2 separate regions of the Mus musculus genome follow, and region 1 is linked to region 2. A link is a loop called in an ENCODE intact Hi-C map of the cell type or tissue named here. Cell type or tissue: left cerebral cortex. All regions are shown on one strand. Links, peaks and the distances in the headings refer to the core of each region. The heading gives the core; the rest is flanking DNA.

What was found. Peaks named below come from ENCODE experiments on the same cell type or tissue, not always from the same donor. Only the 100,000 strongest peaks of a DNase experiment are listed, where the experiment ranks them.
Region 1: it touches region 2 in a loop (3-fold over the local background); 20 of 42 quality-filtered maps call a loop at or near these places.

What each region holds. Positions count from the first base shown.
Region 1 is chr3:133,263,612-133,277,886 of GRCm38, reverse strand. No RefSeq gene overlaps it. Among named protein-coding and RNA genes, the nearest start is that of Arhgef38, 36 kb to the right of the region's middle. In left cerebral cortex, for the core only: a CTCF peak has its summit at 5,787 (motif pointing right); a DNase peak (open chromatin) is centred at 5,798.
Region 2 is chr3:132,746,023-132,754,022 of GRCm38, reverse strand. Tbck (TBC1 domain containing kinase) reads right to left here. Exons shown (of 26, transcript NM_001163455.2): 21 at 2,800-2,836; 22 at 1,354-1,515. Among named protein-coding and RNA genes, the nearest start is that of Gm30294, 27 kb to the left of the region's middle. In left cerebral cortex, for the core only: a CTCF peak has its summit at 6,795; DNase peaks (open chromatin) are centred at 4,990 and 6,795.

The DNA.
Region 1 (14,275 bases), core at 1,269-9,268, 520 kb before region 2:
TGTATTTCCTCCCTTGAGTGGGGCAGACCATCATCAGCTCCCTCAGTCTCCATAGCCTGATATTTCTCAGTAAATGGTCATTTCATCCTCTAACCACTGACTCCTCCTTGGGAGGCATCCGTAGCTCCTTTTATTTTCCAGGTACTGTTACTGCTTGTTCGACATCCCAAGGGCTTTGCATGAAGTTCAGAGTCACCGTCAAGGCCCTATGTGATACTCCACCTCTGCCTCAAGACTTCTTTTGCCATTCTGCCTTCATGACTCCAGCTCAGGCTCAGTTGGTCCAATCCAAAGATGCAGTCTCACCAGTGAGGATGCAGCTATTATGCCCTGCTCCTTCTCACATTCTTTGCACAGACTCAGACTTAAATAGTTCCCCACTGCCCACAGTACTTGTTCTGAGTCCAGAAAGTTCTATTCAATTGCCATCTAGAACTAATGTTCTACTCTGTGTACCCCACTTAATTTTTCTTCACAACACAAAATATATCAATTTCCAAAATTATTTTGTCTGTCTGTCTGTCTATCTATCTATCTATCTATCTATCTATCTATCTATCTATCTAATTATTGATTTTTATTTATATTCTGTTTCAACTTAGTATAGTGCAACATCTATAATAATTATTTCACTCACTGCTCTATGACTAATGCCTGGGATACAATAACCACAGAGTACATGAAATATGTAATCACATGAGATTTTTAAATTATGTATTTTACCCTGGAACTGGAGTTATGTATGGTTGTGATCTGCCATGTGGGTGTCTGGAATTGAACCCAGGTCCTCTGAAAGAGTGGCCTGTGCTCTTCACCTCTGAGCGATCTCTCCAGCCACCTCACATTACTTTTTTCTTATTTTCTCTTTCCCGTAGAAATTTAACATGAGTAATATAATACAATATAATATAATTATTTTAAGAGTTATATTTTGAAGCTAAAAGGGATGCAAAATTTACTCTAATAATGTAGTTATTTCAATACTCCCAAATAATCATTCCAGTGTGGAATCCATATATTATTAATGCTGTTATGACATTTCTTTATTATTGTTCAAAATGTGGAATTTTTACACATATAAAAAAAAAAAACTCAGTTCAAAATAGTCACACTTAAGGTGATTAATACCCACAATCTGAAAATGGTTTGTGAATCAGAGTTCATAAATTAATATGATGATGAAAAATTGCAATAATGGAAAGAAAAATTCATAACACTTTAGCAGGTTCTGGGGAGAGGTGTCAAGTAGAAGACTGGAGAGCATTCAATTGCTATATCTATATGTCTCTATCTCTTTATCTCTCTCTACTTGTCTCTCTATCTCTATCTCTATCTCTGTCTCTATCTCTATTTCTATCTCTATCTCATTATGAAAGGAATTAACAAAATGGCCAGGCTCAGCAACAGGCAGAGGAAATGCTTTGTACATGAAGCGTGTGCTTACATGGAGACTGAAGTTCTGGAAATATGCTAGGAGGACCATCTCTCAGAGACAAGAATTCCAGAGACAGTGCTGGTAGTGGCTGGTGGTGGCTGAGGTGTGGATACTGAGGGGATATGAATCTTGGAGGACTACATGCTTTAAGGCTCTCAATGGGACTCTAGCGAAGCATTTTTGGTTTTTACTTGTAATAAACATGCCTATGAGGTATTTTCTTGGTTAGTTTAGTTGAGGTATAAGATCTACCCACTGTGGGTGGCACCATTCCCTGGGGTGTGATCCTGAAGCATATAAAAGGGAAAGAGTTAGCTAAGCACAAACAGTCATTACTCTCTGCTTCCTGACTGGATGTAATGTGATCCGCCATCCTTGGCTCCGGTCTTGACTCTTCCACCATGACTGACTGTGTACTTTAACCATGAGCCAAATTAACCCTTCCTCACTTAAGTTGCTTTTGCCAGGGTATTTACTTCAGTCATAGATACCTTATGACCAAGAATAGAAAGAGAGGGAAAACAAAAGAGCCCACCACAGTCCCCTTCAAGGATATCCCCCAGTTGTCTAGCCCCTTCACCAAGCCTTACCCCCCCCAAAGGTTCTTGCTTCTTTCTAATAATAGGACCATGCCTGAGACAGTGGTTTTAAAAACACAGGGGCATTTGAAGGGGGCACAAACTAGGTAAAAGCCATAGCAGGCAAGAAACAGAAGATATGTTTCTTCCTACAGCTTACGGCATCGTCACTGGAGCCTGTTAACGTGACACGTTCTGAAAGAAAGCCCTTGGGTCAGCTGGATTTGCGGACTCCACAGATCACTCAGGTTGCAATATTTTTGTATTTTTCTCAGACACTCTTCCCCCAGGCCCACTTGTTATGTCAGAACAGCACGCGGAATAGTCCTTTGACATGTGCGGTAGCCTGGTTCTGTACCTGGGAGACTTCCAGACTTACCATGTGTTCTTTGTCCTCACTACGCATGTATCTGGTCTAATTGTTGTCTCTATACTATATTGTCATTTTCACTTTTCCATGAAAAGTCTCAAATTTTAGTTTGCAAAGTATTTTCATTCTCATTTATATAACTGGGGCAAACATTTTTAGGCGTGTTATCATAGAACAAAAATCAATCTAAAAGTGACATACAATCTCTACCAGTATAGAGAAAACCCTGGTTTTATTTTTAAGCACTGTGATCACACAGAGTTAGATTTAAATTCTGACTTCATCCCCATCTTATTTAATGTAGCATAATCTATATTGTTTCTTTCCCATTTACCCTGTTGTTTTCTCATCTAGAACTCTCAAGTTCCTAGAAGGCGTGTTCTCTAACATTTATCACTGGGCTTCCAGATTTGTTAAATTCTTTAAAAGAAAAAGGAAAATCACAAGGAAGATTTCTTTGTGTGTCTAACTAGTTTAGGTTCCCTGCTAAATCAACTATTAAAGAGAACTTTTAATTTTATGCAGAAATATGAACATCATTAGCGTTCACAGAACCACAAATGCTGACTGGCTCTCTTCTCTTGTTTGAGGTTCATCAGGAACCATCATACCTATAAAGCAACATGTGCAGTGTCCAGCAGAGAGGTAACAGCAGAGAGGTAACATGCCACAGTTCTCCAGCCATTCATCGTCTCTAACATATAGAAAACATAGTTTTCTTCCTATTTCTGTGATAAAACACCATGACCAAACACAGCTTGGGCAGGAAAGGGATTATACATGGATGTCCATGTTACTCTCCATATTCAGGGAGGTCAGAGCCCAACCTTCAGATATGAACCTGGAAGCAGGACCTGAAACAGAGGCCATGGAGGAATGCTGCCTACTGGCTTGCTCACCCTACTTTCTTATACAACTCAGGCCCCTTTGCCCCAGGGTGATTCTACCCACAGGGATCTGGACCCTCCCACATCAATCATTTATCAAGAAAATTCTCCCACAGACTTTCCTACAGGCCAATCTGACTGGGGCATTTTCTCAAATAAGGTTCCCTCTTCTCAGATAACTCTAGCTTGTGCCAATATTAGCCCCAAAGCTTGGAATGCCCAAGATACAATTCACAGACCTCATGAAGCTCAAGAAGAAGGAAGACCAAAGTGTGGATGCTTCGGTCCTTCTTAGAAGGGGAACAAAATACTCACGGAAGGAAGTACAGAGACAAAGTGTAGAGCAGAGACTGAAGGAAAGGCCATCCAGAGACTGCCCCACCTGGGGATCCATCCCATATACACTCATCAAACCCCGATGCTATTGAGGATGCCGGAAAGTTCTTGCTTATAGGAGCTTGATATGGCTGTCTCCTGAGAGGCTCTGCTAGAACCTGACAAATATAGAGGCAGATGCTCACTGCCAACCATTGGACTGAGCATGGGGTCCCCAATGGAGGAGTTAGAGAAAGAACTGAAGGAGCTGAAGGGGTTTGCAACCCCATAGGAAGAACAACAATATCAACCAATCAGATCCCCCAGAGCTCCCAGGGACTAAACCACCAACCAAAGAGTACACATGCAGGGACCCATGGTTCCAGCTGCATATGGAGCAGAGGATGGCCTTGTTGGGCATCAATGGGAGGAGAGGCCCTTGCTCCAGTGTAGGAGAATGCCAGGGTGGGGAGGCAGGAGTGGGTGGAGGAGAACCTTCATAGAAGCAGGGGGAGGAGGGATGGGATAGGGGATTTCCAGAAGGGAAACTGGGAAAGGGGATAACATTTTAAAGGTAAATAAGGAAAACATCCAATAAAAGAAAAGAAAAAAAACAAACAAAACAAACAAATAAGCAAAAGAAAACAAAAAAATCCAAGAACCCCCAAACAACAATAACAGAAAACACGATACCTAATTACTAGGATTCTTCAATATGCTGCATTTGTGGGTTGTCCCTTCAAATAGAAATTTCTACTGCTGTTTAGGAATACCCCACACGTTGGCAGCTAAATACTCTGCCTGGCTAACTACGCAACAGGAACTTTTAAGCAGTTTGGAGTTACTCTGTTAGTTGTAAGCATAACTCAGTAAGCTGCACAGTAATTCAGTGACAAGAATTATTCACTCCCATTAATTAACGAGGTTTAAATATGCAAAGCGATGTATTTTCTCATGATGGAAACATCGCATACTTGTTGCAAAGTTTGAACAATGAAGAACATCGGAAGTAGCAAGTGCTACTTTCCACCTTCGCACCTGTAAGAAAGATGGTCCACTTTTACTGGGTTTGCAGTTTTAGAGTTTTTAGTGCATATTTAACATCCTAGAAAATATGCTTTACAAGAGTGCATCATGGTACTTTCTTTAAGCATCATTACACGGTAAGCATTTGTGGCCTGTATGTACAGAAGTAGGTCAATGTTTAAATAATCATGTAGTATACTCCATATACAGATGCTCTGTATGTGTTTAAGTAGCTCTTGACCAATAGTCAATGAAGTCGTTTCCAATTTGTTTTTACTAGAAAAAAACAAACTTGCAACGAAACCTTCTTTATATCTTTCCTTTTTAAACCTTTTGCAACTGTTTCTTCAGGGAAATTCTTATAAGTGAAATTTCTCTTAAGAAGGTCTGTTTTATTTTCTTTTTTACTACACTCATTCGTTGTATTGTTTCCAAGCCTAATGTCCTACTTGAAGATTTCCAGTACGTTGCTCTTTGCAATATTTGTCCCTTCTAATTCCAAAGTGATTCTTGTAATAGCTCTTATAACTGTGACAGCCAACCTGTCAATCACAAGTATCATATTAAGTACAAGTTTTGTTCCTATATCTTCTATATTTTTCATTTACTCCATTTTAATTTCTAAATACTTGTACTTTTCTCGACAGTTTAAGATTTTTATATCAGGTTTAATTAGAATTTTTCCAACTATAATACAAATTATTATACTATATTTTCCCCAGTATATTTTATTCTTTTATCTTGCATTTTGTTACACTCTTATTTGCAATTAAATAATTATTTAATTTTCAAGCACTTCAATAGTAAATATCATTTGTCTTTTTGGATATCAGAATGGAGAAACACTTAAAAACTACTAAACCTAACCCAAGACAATACTTCTAGAAGAAAGAAAAACAAATTTCAAAACTGAATCAGTAGGAGTTTTCTAGTATTTATGAAAATAAAGCTACTTTCTTCCTACAAATGAGCTCGTTTGGATTCTACAGAACACCCTGTGCACTTATCAGTGGAGACCAGAGCCAGCCAAGTATCCCCACGCAACTACTTCTGGGAATTTAAAGAATGAGACAGCCTTATGGTATGGAGATTTGCAGGGGGCTTTTGAAGAAAGGAGAGTTATCATTTCTTCATGCCTTTACTGATGTTAACAAAAACACGAGAATTTGATAACTGACTCAACACAAGGGGGCGCCAACAACAGATGGAAATTCCATTGACCCTCCTGGATTGCTGGAGCTGAGGGAGTTTGCTTTGCTTTTTCTCTTCTCTTCTCTTCTCTTCTCTTCTCTTCTCTTCTCTTCTCTTCTCTTCTCTTCTCTTCTCTTCTCTTCTCTTCTCTTCTCTTCTCTTCTCTTCTCTCCTCTTCCTCTTCTCTCCCCTCCCCTCCCCTCCCCTCCCCTCCCCTCTCCCCTCCCCTCCCCTCCCCTCTCCCCTCCCCTCCCCTCCCCTCTCCCCTCCCCTCCCCTCCCCTCCCCTCTCCCCTCCCCTCCCCCCTCCCCTCCCCCTCCCTCCCTTCCCCCCTCCACTCCCCTCTCCACTCTCCTCACCTCCCCTTTCCTCCCCCCTTTCCTTTTCTCCTTTCCTGTTTTCATTTCTTTTTGAGAGGGGGAAACTTGAATGAAACCTATTCTGATCTATTTACATACAGATGTAACTAACAATTATTTGGATAATTGCATCTTTGTATTTGTTTTAGTTAGCTAGCATCTATTCCTGACACTGAAACTCCTGAGCCTCTGCAATGGTCTTAGATAAGAGTGGGTGTGACATACGTATTGTCTGTTGGTTCCTTTCTCATGTATTAGAATCATTTCACTTGTCTGTCTTCGTGTGGCTTTAGAACCAACTATATCTACCTTGTGTGCTAGTCTTTCGCCGTCCAGTACAATGCCCTCTGGAAACTAAATGCCTGAGCTATTTGCTGAATGAGTGAGAAGAAACTAACCTATTATCAATGATCCTTACATTATCTGAGTTCACTTTCATTTATTTTCCACCATTCTTTGTAAAAAATCAATTCTCCTTTCTCAATAAAAATATAGAAAAATCACATAGACCCACACAATAAAGAACTGCTTACAGAATATAGCCAGTAGAAACCCCAAATTATAATAGCTTTTTAAAATCATTATGAATATAATTTGCCAAGTAGGCAGGCCAGAATTTTTAAAGTAGTACTATTCTGAGTGGTTTTCAAACTGCAGGCAAAACAGATTATAGTATATTTTATATTTGGTAACTTAGTTTATACCCTCAAGGTATTCATGGCATTTACTAATTTTAACTCATTAAATAGTGGAATTTTCCCGTTTTCATTGTTGCAAACAGTGCTTCTGTGTGTGTGCCTGATTGCTCCCCTACAATAACAGGCTAGATCAGTCCATTTTCTGTTGCTGTATCAAGATATGTGACACTTCATAATGAAGTTAGTCTAGGTCAGGTTTTCAGTTTGGAAATCCAGTGTCAGGTGGGCCCATGTGTTTAGTCTCTGGAGAGGGCCCTGTTGGCTCCTCATAAGAATGGATGTGACATGAAGAAGACAAATCCAGGGATCCAGAAAAGGATGCAGGGGACTCTGGGAGCCCCACACTAATCCCTTTCAAGCATCGAAACCCAGTGGCTCTGCTTAGCTCCTGTTCAGCTCTGTTCTTTAAAGGCTCTGTTACCTTTTAATACAGTTACGTTGGGGTCCAACATGTCAACACAGGCACACATCAGGAGAACAGACTCAGGCCATAGTGCAGGACTAAGCAAGAGATTGACATCCAGGTAGGATATCGCCAACCTCCCTTCTTTTAAAAATAGTTGCAGTTTTTTTCCTTTTTTTAAATATTTTTTATTACGTATTTTCCTTAATTACGTTTCCAATGCTATCCCAAAAGTCCCCCATACCCTCCCCCCCCACTCCCCTACCCACCCATTCCCACTTTTTGGCCCTGGTGTTCCCCTGTACTGGGGCATATAAAGTTTGCGTGTCCAATGGGCCTCTCTTTCCAGTGATGGCCGACTAGGCCATCTTTTGATACATATGCAGCTAGAGTCAAGAGCTCTGGGGTACTGATTAGTTCATATTGTTGTTCCACCTATAGGGTTGCAGATCCCTTTAGCTCCTTGGTTCCTTTTTCTAGCTCCTCCATTGAAGGCCCTGTGATCCATCCAATAGCTGACTGTGAGGATCCACTTATGTGTTTGCTAGTCCCCGGCTTAGTCTCACAAGAGACAGCTATATCAGGGTCCTTTCAGCAAACGTTTGCTAGTGTATGCAATGGTGTCATCGTTTGGAGGCTAATTATGGTATGGATCCCTGGATATGGCAGTCTCTAGATGGTTCATCCTTTTGTCTCAGCTTCAAACTTTGTCTCTGTAACTCCTTCCATGGGTGATTGTTTCCAATTCTAAGAAGGGGCAAAGTGTCCACATTTTGGTCTTCATTCTTCTTCAGATTCATGTGTTTTACAAATTGTCTCTTATATCTCAGGTATACTAAGTTTCTGGGGTAATATCCACATATCAGTGAGTACATATCATTTGAGTTCTTTTGTGATTGTGTTACCTCACTCAGGATGATGCCCTCCAGGTCCAACCATTTGCCTAGGAATTTCATAAATTCATTCTTTTTAATAGCTGAGTAGTACTCCATTGTGTAAATGTACCACATTTTTTGTATCCATTCCTCTGTTGAGGGGCATCTGGGTTCTTTCCAGCTTCTGGCTATTATAAATAAGGCTGCTATGAACATAGTGGAGCATGTGTCCTTCTTACCGGTTGGAACATCTTCTGGATATATGCCCAGGAGAGGTATTGGGGGATCCTCCGGTAGTACTATGTCCAATTTTCTGAGGAACTGCCAAACTGATTTCCAGAGTGGTTGTACAAGTTTGCAATCCCACCAACAATGAAGGAGTATTCCTTTTTCTCCACATCCTCGCCAGCATCTGCTGTCACCTGAATTTTTGGTCTTAGCCATTCTGACTGGTGTGAGATGGAATATCAGGGTTGCTTTGATTTGCAATTCTCTGATGATTAAGGATGCTGAGCAGTTTTTCAGGTGCTTCTCAGCCATTCGGTATTCCTCAGGTGAGAATTCTTTGTTTAGCTCTGAGCCCCATTTTTTAATGGGGTTATTTGTTTTTCTGGAGTCCACCTTCTTGAGTTCTTTATATATATTGGTAATATTAGTCCCTTATATGATTTAGGATAGGTAAAGATCCTTTCCCAATCTGTTGTTGGTCTTTTTGTCTTATTGACGGTGTCTTTTGCCTTGCAGAAGCTTTGCAGTTTCATGAGGTCCCATTTGTCAATTCTCGATCTTACAGCACAAGCCATTGCTGTTCTATTCAGGAAATTTTCCCCTGTGACCATATCTTCAAGGCTTTTCCCCACTTTCTCCTCTATAAGTTTCAGTGTCTCTGGTTTTATGTGGAGTTCCTTGATCCACTTAGATTTGCCTTAGTACAAGGAGATAGGAATGGATCAATTTGCATTCTTCTACATGATAACCACCAGTTGTGCCAGGACCATTTGTTGAAAATGCTGTCTTTCTTCCACTGGATGGTTTTAGCTCCCTTGTCGAAGATCAAGTGACCATAGGTGTGTGGGTTCATTTCTGAATTTTCAATTCTATTCCACTGGTCTAGTTGTCTGTCACTATACCAGTACCATGCAGTTTTTAATCACAATTGCTCTGTAGTAAAGCTTTAGGTCAGGCATGGTGATTCCACCAGAGGTTCTTTTATCCTTGAGAAGACTTTTTGCTATCCTAGGTTTTTTGTTATTCCAGATGAATTTGCAAATTGCTCCTTCTAATTCATTGAAGAATTGAGTTGGAATTTTGATGGGGATTGCATTGAATCTGTAGATTGCTTTTGGCAAGATAGCCATTTTTACAATGTTGATCCTGCCAATCCATGAGCATGGGAGATCTTTCCATCTTCTGAGATCTTCTATAATTTCTTTCTTCAGAGACTTGAAGTTCTTTTCATACAGATCTTTCACTTCCTTAGTTAGAGTCACACCAAGATATTTTATATTATTTGTGACTATTGAGAAGGGTGTTGTTTCCCTAATTTCTTTCTTAGCCTGTTTATTCTTTGTGGAAAGAAAGGTCATTGACTTGTTTGAGTTAATTTTATATCCAGCTACTTCACCGAAGTTTTTTTTAATCAGGTTTAGGAGTTCTCTGGTGGAATTTTTAGGGTCACTTATATATACTATCATATCATCTGCAAAAAGTGATATTTTGACTTCATCTTTTCCAAATTGTATCCCCTTGATCTCCTTTTGGTGTCGAATTGCTCTGGCTAGGACTTCAAGTACTATGTTGAAGAGGTAGGGAGAAAGTGGGCAGCCTTGTCTAGTCCCTGATTTTAGTGGGATTGCTTCCAGCTTCTCACCATTTACTTTGATGTTGGCTACTGGTTTTCTGTAGATTGCTTTTATCATGTTTAGGTATGGGCCTTGAATTCCTGATCTTTTCAAGACTTTTATCATGAATGGTGTTGGATCTTGTCATATGCTTTCTCTACATCTAACGAGATGATCATGTGGTTTTTGTCTTTGAGTTTGTTTATATAATGGATTACGTTGATGGATTTCTGTATATTAAACCATCCCTGCATCCCTGGAATAAAACCTACTTGGTCAGGATAAATGATTGCTTTAATGTGTTCTTGGATTCGGTTAGCGAGAATTTTATTGAGGATTCTTGCATCAATATTCATAAGGGAAATTGATCTGAAGTTCTCTATCTTTGTTGGATCTTTCTGTGGTTTAGGTATCAGAGTAATTGTGGCTTCATAGAATGAGTTGGGTAGAGTACCTTCTACTTCTATTTTGTAGAATAGTTTGTGCAGAACTGGAATTAGATCTTCTTTGAAGGTCTGATAGAACTCTGCACTAAACCCGTCTGGTCCTGGGCTTTTTTTGGCTGGGAGACTATTAATGACTGCTTCTATTTCTTTAGGGGATATAGGACTGTTTAGATCGTTAACTTGATCCTGATTAACTTTGGTACCTGGTATCTGTCTAGAAATTTGTCCATTTCGTCCAGGTTTTCCAGTTTTGTTGAGTATAGCCTTTTGTAGAAGGGTCTGATGGTGTTTTGGATTTCTTCAGGATCTGTTGTTATGTCTCCCTTTTCATTTATGATTTTGTTAATTAGGATGCTGTCCCTGTGCCTTCTAGTGAGTCTAGCTAAGGGTTTATCTATCTTGTTGATTTTCTCAAAGAACCAACTCCTCCTTTCGTTAATTCTTTGAATAGTTCTTCTTGTTTCCACTTGGTTTATTTCGCCCCTGAGTTTGATTATTTCCTGCCGTCTACTCCTCTTGGGTGAATTTGCTTCCTTTTTTTCTAGAGCATTTAGATGTGTTGTCACGCTGCTAGTGTGTGCTCTCTCTAGTTTCCTTTTGGAGGCACTCAGAGCTATGAATTTCCTTCTTAGAAATGCTTTCATTGTGCCCCATAGATTTGGGTATGTTGTGGCTTCATTTTCATTAAACTCTAAAAAGTCTTTAATTTCTTTCTTTATTCCTTCCTTGACCAAGGTATCATTGAGAAGAGTATTGTTCAGTTTCCACGTGAATGTTGGCTTTCTATTATTTATGTTGTTATTGAAGATGAGACTTAGTCCATGGTGATCTGATAGGATGCATGGGACAATTTCAATATTTTTGTATATGTTGAGGCTTGTTTTGTGACCAATTATGTGGTCAATTTTAGAGAAGGTACCATGAGGTGCTGAGAAGAAGGTATATCCCTTTGTTTTAGGATAAAATGTTCTGTAGATATCTGTTAAGTCCATTTGTTTCATAACTTCTGTTAGTTTCACTCTGTCCCTGTTTAGTTTCTGTTTCCACGATCTGTCCATTGGTGAAAGTGGTGTGTTGAAGTCTCCCACTATTATTGTGTGAGGTGCAATGTGTGCTTTGAGCTTTACTAAAGTGTCTTTAATGAATGTGGCTGCCCTTGCATTTGGAGCGCAGATATTCAGAATTGAGAGTTCCTCTTGGAGGATTTTACCTTTGATGAGTATGAAGTGTCCCTCCTTGTCTTTTTTGATAACTTTGGGTTGGAAGTCGAATTTATCTGATATTAGAATGGCTACTCCAGCTTGTTTCTTCAGACTATTTGCTTGGAAAATTGTTTTCCAGCCTTTCACTGTGAGGTAGTGTCTGTCTTTTTCCCTGAGATGGGTTTCCTGTAAGCAGCAGAATGTTGGGTCCTGTTTGTGTAGCTAGTCTGTTAGTCTATGTCTTTTTATTGGGGAATTGAGTCCATTGATATTAAGAGATATTAAGGAAAAGTAATTGTTGTTTCCTTTTATTTTTGTTGTTAGAGTTGGCATTCTGTTCTTGTGGCTGTCTTCTTTTTGGTTTGCTGAGGGATTACTTTCTTGCTTTTTCTAGGGTGTGATTTCCATCCTTGTATTCGTTTTTTTTTTTCTGTTATTATCCTTTGAAGGGCTGGATTCGTGGAAAGATAATGTGTGAATTTGTTTTTGTCATGGAATACTTTGGTTTCTCCATCTATGGTAATTGAGAGTTTGGCCGGGTATAATAGCCTGGGCTGGCATTTATGTTCTCTTAGTGTCTGTACAACATCTGTACACGCTCTTCTGGCTTTCATAATCTCTGGTGAAAAGTCTGGTGTAATTCTGATAGGCCTGCCTTTATATATTACTTGACCTTTCTCCCTTACTGCTTTTAATATTCTCTCTTTATTTAGTGCATTTGTTGTTCTGATTATTATGTGTCTGGAGGAATTTCTTTTCTGGTCCAGTCTATTTGGAGTTCTGTAGGCTTCTTGTATGTTCATGGGCATGTCATTCTTTAGGTTTGGGACGTTTTCTTCTATAATTTTGTTGAAGATATTTGATGGCCCTTTAAGTTGAAAATCTTCATTCTCATCAACTCCTATTATCCGTAGGGTTGGTCTTCTCATTGTGTCCTGGATTTCCTGGATGTTTTGAGTTAGGATCTTTTTGCGTTTTGTATTTTCTTTGATTGTTGTGCTGATGTTCTCTATGGAATCTTCTGCAACTGAGATTCTCTCTTCCATCTCTTGTATTCTGTTGCTGATGCTGGCATCTATGGTTCCAGATTTCTTTCCTTGAGTTTCTATCTCCAGCGTTGCCTCACTTTGGGTTTTCTTTATTGTGTCTACTTCCTTTTTTTATGTCTTGGATGATTTTATTCAATTCCATCACCTGTTTGGTCATGTTTTCCTGCAATTCTTTAAGGAATTTTTGTGTTTCCTCTTTAAGGTCTTCTACCTGTTTAGCTGTGTTCTCCTGTATTTCTTTAAGTGAGTTATTAAAGTCCTTCTTGAAGTCCTCTACCATCATCATGAGATATGCTTTTAAATCCGGATCTTGCTTTTCGGGTGTGTTGGGGTGCCCAGGACTAGGTGGGGTGGGAGTGCTGCGTTCTGATGATGGTTAGTGGTTCTTGATTTCTGTTAGTAGGATTCTTATGTTTGCCTTTCACCATCTGGTAATCTCTGAAGCTAGTTGTTATAGTTGTCTCTGGTTAGAACTTGTTCCTCAGGTGACTCTGTTAGCCTCTATCAGTAGACCTTAGAGACTAGATCTCTCCTTAGCTTCAGTGGTCAGAGTATTCTCTGCAGGCAAGCTCTCTTCTTGCATGGAAGGTGCCCAGATATCTGTTGTTCGAACCTGCCTCCTGGGAGAGGTTGTGTTCCACTCACCAGAGGTCTTAAGGTCCCATGGAGGGTCCTGTGAGGATCTTGGGGGGTGTCCGGAAACTCTGCGTGCAAGGAACCCAGGTGCTGGACCTGAAGGGACTTGTGCCTCTGTTCAGGCCGGGTTATCAGCTTCCCTAGTTAATGCAGTCTCAGGTCCTGCACAATTGGTTTGGAGCAGACGATGTGTTCCACTTACCGGAGGTCTTAGGATCATGTGGTTGATCCTGTGTGGGTCCTTGCGGGTGTCCAGAGACTCCGCAGGCAAGGCACCCCAGTGCTGGAGTGGACCGGAAGGGACTTGTGCCCCTGATCAGGCCAGGTTATCCGCTTCTTTAGTTAATGCAGTCTCAGGTCCTGTGAGATTGGTTTGGAGCAGACGCTGTGTTCCACTCATCAGAGGTCTTAGGATCCCGTGGGGGATCCTGTGTGGGTCCTTGCGGGTGTCTGGAGACTCCGCAGGCAAGGCACCCCAATGCTGGAGTGGACCGGAAGGGCAATAGTTGCAGTTTTAATACCTGTGTATTATGAAATTTTCTTTGGTTTTGGGTTTTTTTGGTTTTGTTGTTTGTTTGTTTGTTTGTTTGTTTTTTGAGACAGGATTTCTCTGTATAGCCCTGGCTGTCCTGGAACTCACTTTATACTCCAGGCTGGCCTCAAACCCAGAAATCCACCTGCCTCTGTCTCCAGAGTGTTGGGATTAAAGGCATGCGCCACCACACCCGGCACCTTACCAACACTTAATCTACCAACAGCACAAGGCCCCGTCATTCATCTCATCCTGTTAGTACTCAGAATTAAAGTTTCATACTTTGCTATTCTGCTAAATGTGGACAGTATTCATTAGTTTTTAAAAAGTGACCTGTGTTGCTCTGACACTGCCATTTTCGTTAGTTATTAAGCTTTCTGCATTGCCTGTTCATGTCAACTGCTATTGCTTATTGTAATTGAAAGGAATTTT
Region 2 (8,000 bases), core at 1-8,000:
ACATGGCCAAACACCAGGCAGAGCTTGGAGAGACTTGTAGGGGATAGAACTGAGTGACCCGGAGGGCCAAGGACACCACAAGAAGACTTTCAGAGTCAACTAATCTAGGCCCAAGGATGCTCAGAGCCTGAACCACCAAAGAGCATGCATAGGCTGGCACCCTACATATTTGGAGCAGTTGTGCAGCTTGGTCTTCATGTGGACCCCATAACAATTGGAGATGGAACTGTCTTTGAGTCTGTTGCCTGCCATTACATCCCCTTCCCTTAACTGGATACTGCCTGGTTGGGCCTTAGTGGGAGAGGAGGTGCTTAGTCCTGCTGGGACTGAATGTCCCTGGGCAAGGAGGTACTAAAGCGGGGCTTCCCCTTCTCTGAGGAGAAGGGAAGGGGTAATGGGGGGAGGTAATTGTTAAGGTAGGAGGAGAGGAGGGCGGGGAACTGATCAGGATGTAAAGTGAATAAATAAATAAATGAATGAAAAAAGATTTATTTTTATTTTATGTTTATTTTATATTTATGAGTGTTTCCTGCATGTATGTACCACATATGTGTTTCATGCCCACAGAGGCAGGAGGGCACTGGATCCTTTAGAATTAGAGTTATGGATGGTTGTTAGCCACCATGTGAATGCTGCGAACCAAACCTGGGTGGGTTTACAAGAACAGCAAGAACTCTTAAGGGCTGAGTCTCTTTTTCAGTTCAAATGTTGTATCTTAAAAACACTTAGCTTCTTCCATATTTTGTAAATGCATTCTACCTTAGGTAACCACACAAACCTTATCTTTCCAACACCAAGAACGAAACCTTAGCTGTCTTCTGTATTTCTGCATTGGAATAGCCTTCCCAAGGCTTTCAAACTTCTTGTAATACCTCATACAGCTTAGTCGCTATCATATTACATAACATATTTCTATAAAGCTTGGGTTATTTCCCTTTTAGAACAGTGCTTCCTCCTCTTAAACTTGTTGTTACCAAGCAGCTGTGGCCAGAGGGAGCAAAGTTCCATGTGAATTAGCGTTCTCATATAAACATATTTTCAAACACCTTCCTGAGTGGCCGTTGTTTACTCTCTATCAGCTGAAGATAAATGGATGGGTCCTAAGCAAAGGGTAAATATGTTACTCCCACAGCCATGACCTTTTACCCTCCTGGTGGCAGTACTGTGATGGAAATAATCCACAGTGGCTCAGTATGACCCGAGTTAGCCTCTCATTCTCAGGCTGGCACAAAGCACTGATTATCCTGACCATCGAAATAGGGTGCAAGCAGAAGGATTTTCTCACATGGCTGAGAGAACACATCATTTTATAGTCAAAATTGCATTCGGTGATTCCTTCATTTAGACACATACCTGGTAAGTCAGAGAAGAGAAGGATGCATTCATTGAAGCCATTGGCCAAAAGACGGTCCCGCAGCTGCTGGAGGATGGCTACTCCAATGCAGAATGGGAAAGAGGAATTTCCGAGCAGTAATGTATCCCAGAGGTGGAAAATTTTGTGCAGTGGAAATACATCTGTAGGAAGTTTTATAAAATATACTTAAACAAAATCCAAATTTGTCAAAAATAATAACAGCTGGATTACTAAGTAAATGATTATTATAACTTCAAGATTAAGGTTATTACTTAAGAACTAATATGTTAAACTGTGCTGATAAAATGCTTGACAGTGAGTGTGCGTGCACCTTTCGAGCCTTAGTTACAGATATCTATCTGTGCGCTACCCAGATGGGTAACAGGAACCAAGTTCTGGTTCTCTATAAAAGCAGTAAGTTATTTTCCTAACTATTCAGTCAACGCTCTAACCCTGACTTCATTAATTCGCAGCTTCCTAAAGTGCTTCAAATTGATATCAAGTTAGTCAAAGATTACATTTTTTTGAATTCCACTAATAATTGGTAAATTTCATTCAGAATTTTCCCCAGAATTTTTAGTAACTATTTACACATGTTTATATCTGCAGATGAACTTTGGGATTGCTTTATATACAATAAGATAACATTTCCATTGTGTATCATATACAATTACTTTATCAAATTCCTACCAAAAATCTATTAATTAAAAAAATGCAGCTTTATTTTCACTTAATAACACTGTGACTATCTTTCTAGGTAAAAGCACTTAGGCTACCTCACCTGCCATTGCACTCATCATGTGCATTGCAGTTAAATATGGCTCTTCATTTACATAGCCATACCTGACTAAATCATTACATACTCATAAAATAGGATTAATTTCTAGAGAACTCCCAGTCTAGGAAGTAGAACCAGGTGTTAACAGAGAACACCTAGAAAGCAAGACAATTTAGTAGAAAACTGTCCTCAAAAAGTTGTCAAATTCTCTTCTTAAAAAGTTGTAAGCCACATGCAAAATAGATTTTAGTTTTCTGCAACATTTTCTTAATATTTAAGGCCAGAATTCTTGATAATTTTTGTCTATAAACTATATCATGTAAGAATTTTATAGAGATGTATACTGCACTTACTTAATATTCTATACTTTTTTCATTTTTTATTAGATATTTTCTACATTTACATTTCAAATGCAATCCTGAAAGTTCCCTATACCCTCTCCCCACCCTGCTCCCCTCCCCACCCACTCCCATTTCTTGGCCCTGGCGTTCCCCTGTACTAGGGCTTATAAAGTTGGCAAGACCAAGGGGCCTCTCTTCCCATTGATAGCCGACTAGGCCATCTTCTGCTACATATGCAGCTAGAGACACAAGCTCTGGGATACTTTTAAAGTTCTGAGGAAGAATGAGGCTATACTTTTGCTGCCACCAAGGGGGATGGTACTTACGAGTAAACATGGTGAGAAACCAAGGGATGGCGTAGAGCTGTGAGCAGAACAGGAAGAAGCCGGGAACATGGATGTGGAGAAAGTAAAAGGCATAATTAGGGTGCCTATCACCAAACGAAATGGTTTAAAAGTTCTCTGTTTTGTTCTACTCCAGTGACGAGATATGAAAGAATGGAGCTAACTACAGTTATTATCACAATACATTTTATATAGAGTTATCCATCTTACAAATGCGGGTGCTCCTTTTGCCAGGGATTACCCACGGTGTATCTTCTTTTTACCAACAAGTATGCACAAGACCATGGCCAAATCAAATGCAGTAATAGCACATAAATTTTAGGTGCATAGTTTATAGATTTTAAAGGCCTTTATGATAGTTAATGTTCTGTGTTAAACTGACAGACTGGTAGGACACTCAGTGAAGTGAATACGTACTACTTCGGGATGCACCCTTGAGCATGTTTTCAGGTGGAACTACCTTTTAAAAAGGTGCTAGGTAAGCGGACTGCCCTAGTTTGTATACGGCACCATCCAGCCCACTGAAGAGCCACAGAGTAGAAGTGGGAAGAAGAAGAAATCTCCCCTTTCTTTTTTGCCCATTTGCTTGATCTGCAATATTTCATTTCATTCACCCCTGTTCTTGGACTGGGACTGTTAACAAGTCTTAAAGTTAAGACTACTTTGTGAGTGACTCCAGGCTACAGTTAAACAAAGACTTATATTGCCAACTTAGACACACATCCTTTCAACACCTATCAATTACAGATTTATGAGGTGAGAAGCATACTGCCTTTGTATTGTATACAAGAGAGTATGTGTTCTATCCAAAGGCTAATCAAGAACTGAAAGTAAAGATATATACTTCATTAAAATATAAATACTATAGTAAAACAATCAACATTGATTTCCACATCACTCTACCTAAGCAGACAAGCAGATAATCCTCTCTAGGGATGCTGCAAATGCACAAAAGGAAGCTTGGGATATTTAGCTTCAATGTAACCAGTGTGCATTGTACAAATTAAAAATATATATAACTAAGTATAAGTTCTATACCTTAACTTAAATCTAAAAATATGAGGTCAATTTTATCACATTATCTGACCTTTATTTTAAAGATATAACACCAATTACATTACTTGTGACCATTTTGGTGTAGGTCAATTGATTGTCATTAAGAATATTTTGTCCAATTTTATTAATGCGACTATGTGTTGTATAATTCATTCTGAGCATTTTCATTCATTCACTCACCATACAATGTTTTGTTCTCAATGTGGATAAAGCAGATGTGTTACAGAGACTATATGCTTGGTAGCTATGTGGTAAAACCTCGCAAATACTGGCTAGGGCATTCATGGCAAAGATGCAGAAACTTACGACCTCTTTTACTATGGTGGTAACATTCTTGTGGCTTAATACATGCCAAGACCGCTCGTAGGCACTCAGGACAGGCAGTGACCAGGTAAGTCATAGTTCCAATGCCCACTGATTGTTTCTATACTGCAATTCCCTCTGCTCACTTTTCATACCACTCAGTAATGCCAGACATTGCTGACCAGTCCCACTTTATGAGAACACTCTTTTGTCTTACTTGGCTCTAGACAACATACTCGCAGAGTTTTCCATAACTTTTCTTACTGCTGCTTATCCATGGTAGCGGTTTGTTTGCTTTTGTTTTTTCCCTGAGTTCCTTTTCACCCTTTTGACTTTTAAACACAGAACCATTACAGCTCGGTTCCCTGAAACTTTAATTTCCCATTTTTCTTAAAATACTAATTTTAGTATGAAGACTGGCATATTTTAGTTCTACTCCAAGTCTTCCCTCATAAAGTCCAAGCTCACATTTTAAAATGCCAATTTATATTTTAACACATATAAGAAACATTTCTGTCTATTTGTCTTTCTGCTTGTCTATAGTCTTTTTATCAATCAACTACCGTTAATTGACCCCGAGACTTCCTCCATACTCTGTAACTCCAAACATACATCTCTACATCGGGTTAAGAACCCCTTATCCTTCCACTTGCTGGAGCACAGGTTTGCAGTTGTTCCTGAGTGCACTCTTCTAAAACACCATGTATCTGTCACCAGCAGTCTTGCTCGTCTACCTTCCAACTAATCTGTGAACATCGAAAACTTCTCCTGCCTCTACTGCTAAATCCAGATTGAAGCCACCCCATCACACACCCACTTACTCCATAGCTATGACTAATCTACGACACTCTATCCTTATCTGTTCTTGAATTTCAGCCAATGAGATGTCAGAGTGATCTTGTTATGTTACACCATGGGTCACCATTCTATTCAAAAGCATCTTGTTTCTTTGTGATGATGAAATAAAGCCAGTGGTGATAATATATGTATAACACTCAAAATGCTCTCCCCTTCAGTTCCTGCTATGTGGCCTCACCATGCTCCACTCACAGTGGCTATTCCCTTAACATCTCTAGTGTATCCCTCCCACCCAGGCTGGAGCTTGCTGTTGCTTGCTTGTTATTTCATTTTTATAAGGAACTGACTTCAAACCACCTTTCCTGAGAGCTTTTCCTGGCAATCTCATTTAAAAATTCAACTCTTCCTCCATTCAAACACTTAACACATATGTCCAAATTCAGTTCTTCATTTCTCTAGAATTTACCAATATATACTGAATATATCACATTGTCTATTTTTTATATCTTTTTTCACAATATCTACTTATTTATTTATTTACTATGGCTTTTATTAGCAAATGGGCATTGTAAACGATTTTTTATTTCCTTGCCTTTTAACCTTTTATATTTCTATTAAGAAGGATGAGTGATGTGCACCACAGGAAGCCGAGGGATCCGATCCCTGGTACTGGAGTTGACAGGCTCTGAGTCACCATGTGAGGACTGGGCAGAGAACTTGGGTCCTCTGCAGGAGTTCTCAACTGCCAAGCCACCTCTCCAGCCCCATCACTTTTTATCATATACTTCCACAAAAACATGAGGGAAAACGTTTTTTAACCCCTGTCCTTTAATGTATTCAGGGTATAGAGGCAACCAAATATCTGTTTGAACAATGAAGGAAGCACACAATGGAGCTATCAGAGTACAGAAGCAAAGGCTCCTGAGATCATGCCCTCCTGAGAAGTCTTCAAAGAAGCAAGAAAGGACGAGGAAAGGAGTTCATGCTGACTACTCTGTCCGGAAGAACATTATCACACTAAGCAGCAGGAAGCACAGGAAGTGTCCCCACCTCGAGCTCTACAGACGCACGCATTGATGACAGGTGATGACAGGTGCGTTAAAGAGTTTACTCGAGTAGCGGGAAGCATGTGCAGTGATAAGGCAGAGACTTGCAGGCACTGTTACCAGCATTCCTCGCACGCACGAGATGCCTCTTAGCGACACAACTGAGACTAGAGACATGTAATAACGATACGTGAGACACAATTCCTCTATTCTTTCTATGTCCCTTTTCCATTTTAAATTCCTTCCTTCCTTCCTTCCTTGCTGAGAGAGGGAAGGGGAAGCTTGGACTTAGGGATTGACGCCAAGGCCCGAGTCTTTCAAGAACATCCTCAGCCTTCCTTTACCTTTAGTTTCAGACAGGCTCTTACTAAGTTGTCTAGGCCCAAAGCCCTCTGTAACAAAGGAAAGTCCTGAACTTTTGCATCTTTTGCCTCAACCTCCCAAGTAGCTGTATGACAAGACTTGTTCTGTGAGGCCCAGAGTACTTTATATATATTGCCTTACATAATTTCTCAAGCTGTTTTACAGTTTTAAGAATATGAACTAATACTGAAATAATTTTGAACAATAGAAAGATTTTATTTTTTAATGGTTCTAAGTGTTTAAATATTAGGCTATAAATATAAAAATACACATAGTTTCTGTTACTTTTCTAAGTTAGATGCTAAAACCAATAAAAAGTTATACATTTTTTGAGTATTCGTCCAATCGCAAATGTTAGCCTGACCTGACAATGTACTTGTCTGTAGCTGTCAGCTTAGTAAATGCTGCCCCCTAGCAACAGCAAGCAAGAACTGGCAAGCGCTCACTAGAGCTGTAGAATGCTGGAGAAACAGCAGCAGGTTGGGTCCTAAGGATTTCACTACACTGTTGATTATCTGAAAATGATAGTTGTTTCTTCTTTGAAATCAGAGATATGGCACCTTTTATAAATCTGTATTTTCTTAAAATATTAATGATCTCAGTAGAATTATGTTGCATTTATTTTAGCCACATAGGAATTATTTTATCATTACCAATAAGCTATTTGTAATTGTATTTAAAAACACAAGAGTAACAAGACAACACAGGAACGAGATTTGTTATTCTAAGGTTGCCTTGCAAGCAGCAAGGCTGAGAACCAGATGCACCTGGATAGGAACTTCCTTGTACCCTGACACACGATGGAAGCAGGAAGTGTGGAGGAGACAGAAAAGAGAATGCCAGGGTAATTCATAAGGACTCTCCCAGTCTGTAAGTCTGTCTCACAAGTATGATATATAAATTCTCAAAAGTGTGAGCATGGCATCCTTAGGCTCCAGTCACTGTTTTCACTGGATTGAGGTTTATGTTAATAGTGCAAAGGCATGAGTGGACAGCACTGCAGAAATCATGACAATGGCCCAAGGTAGAACAGTTATGTTTGTAAGGGGTACAATTATGGGTCCTTTACAGTTCTTCCCTAACAATTTGTGAGATGACTTAGGAGGCAGGAAACTATGCTCTGGTCTAAACTGTGGGGGAGCTGGATAGTCGCTTGAGCTATGAGACTACAAGGTGCTTTCTTCAAGAGATACTATTTTTACTTGAAAGAATGACAGGCAAATAATACTTTAAAGCTTGGGTATTTGATCAATATTTTTTTTAAAAAAATGAGCAAAATAAGCTTGTTATTTCAAGAAACAGCTTGAGCTGAGATGAAAATTATAATATTACAAAAGGGGCTAGAGAGATAGGCTAACACTTAAGAGCTTGTTGCCCATCCAGCGGGGCTGAATTTGATTTCCAGCACCACCTTCAGCAGCTCAAAGCCACCTGTAACTCCAGTTCCTGGGAACCCAACAACTCTGGCCTCCATAAGAGCCTACACACACACATGCACGTACCTTTCCACAGAGAAATATAACTAAAAATGAAATAAAACTTAAAAGAACACTACAAGACTGCTGTCTGGTACATGCATGACTGTGTAGGGGTTCAAGTCTGTGATAGATATGCATG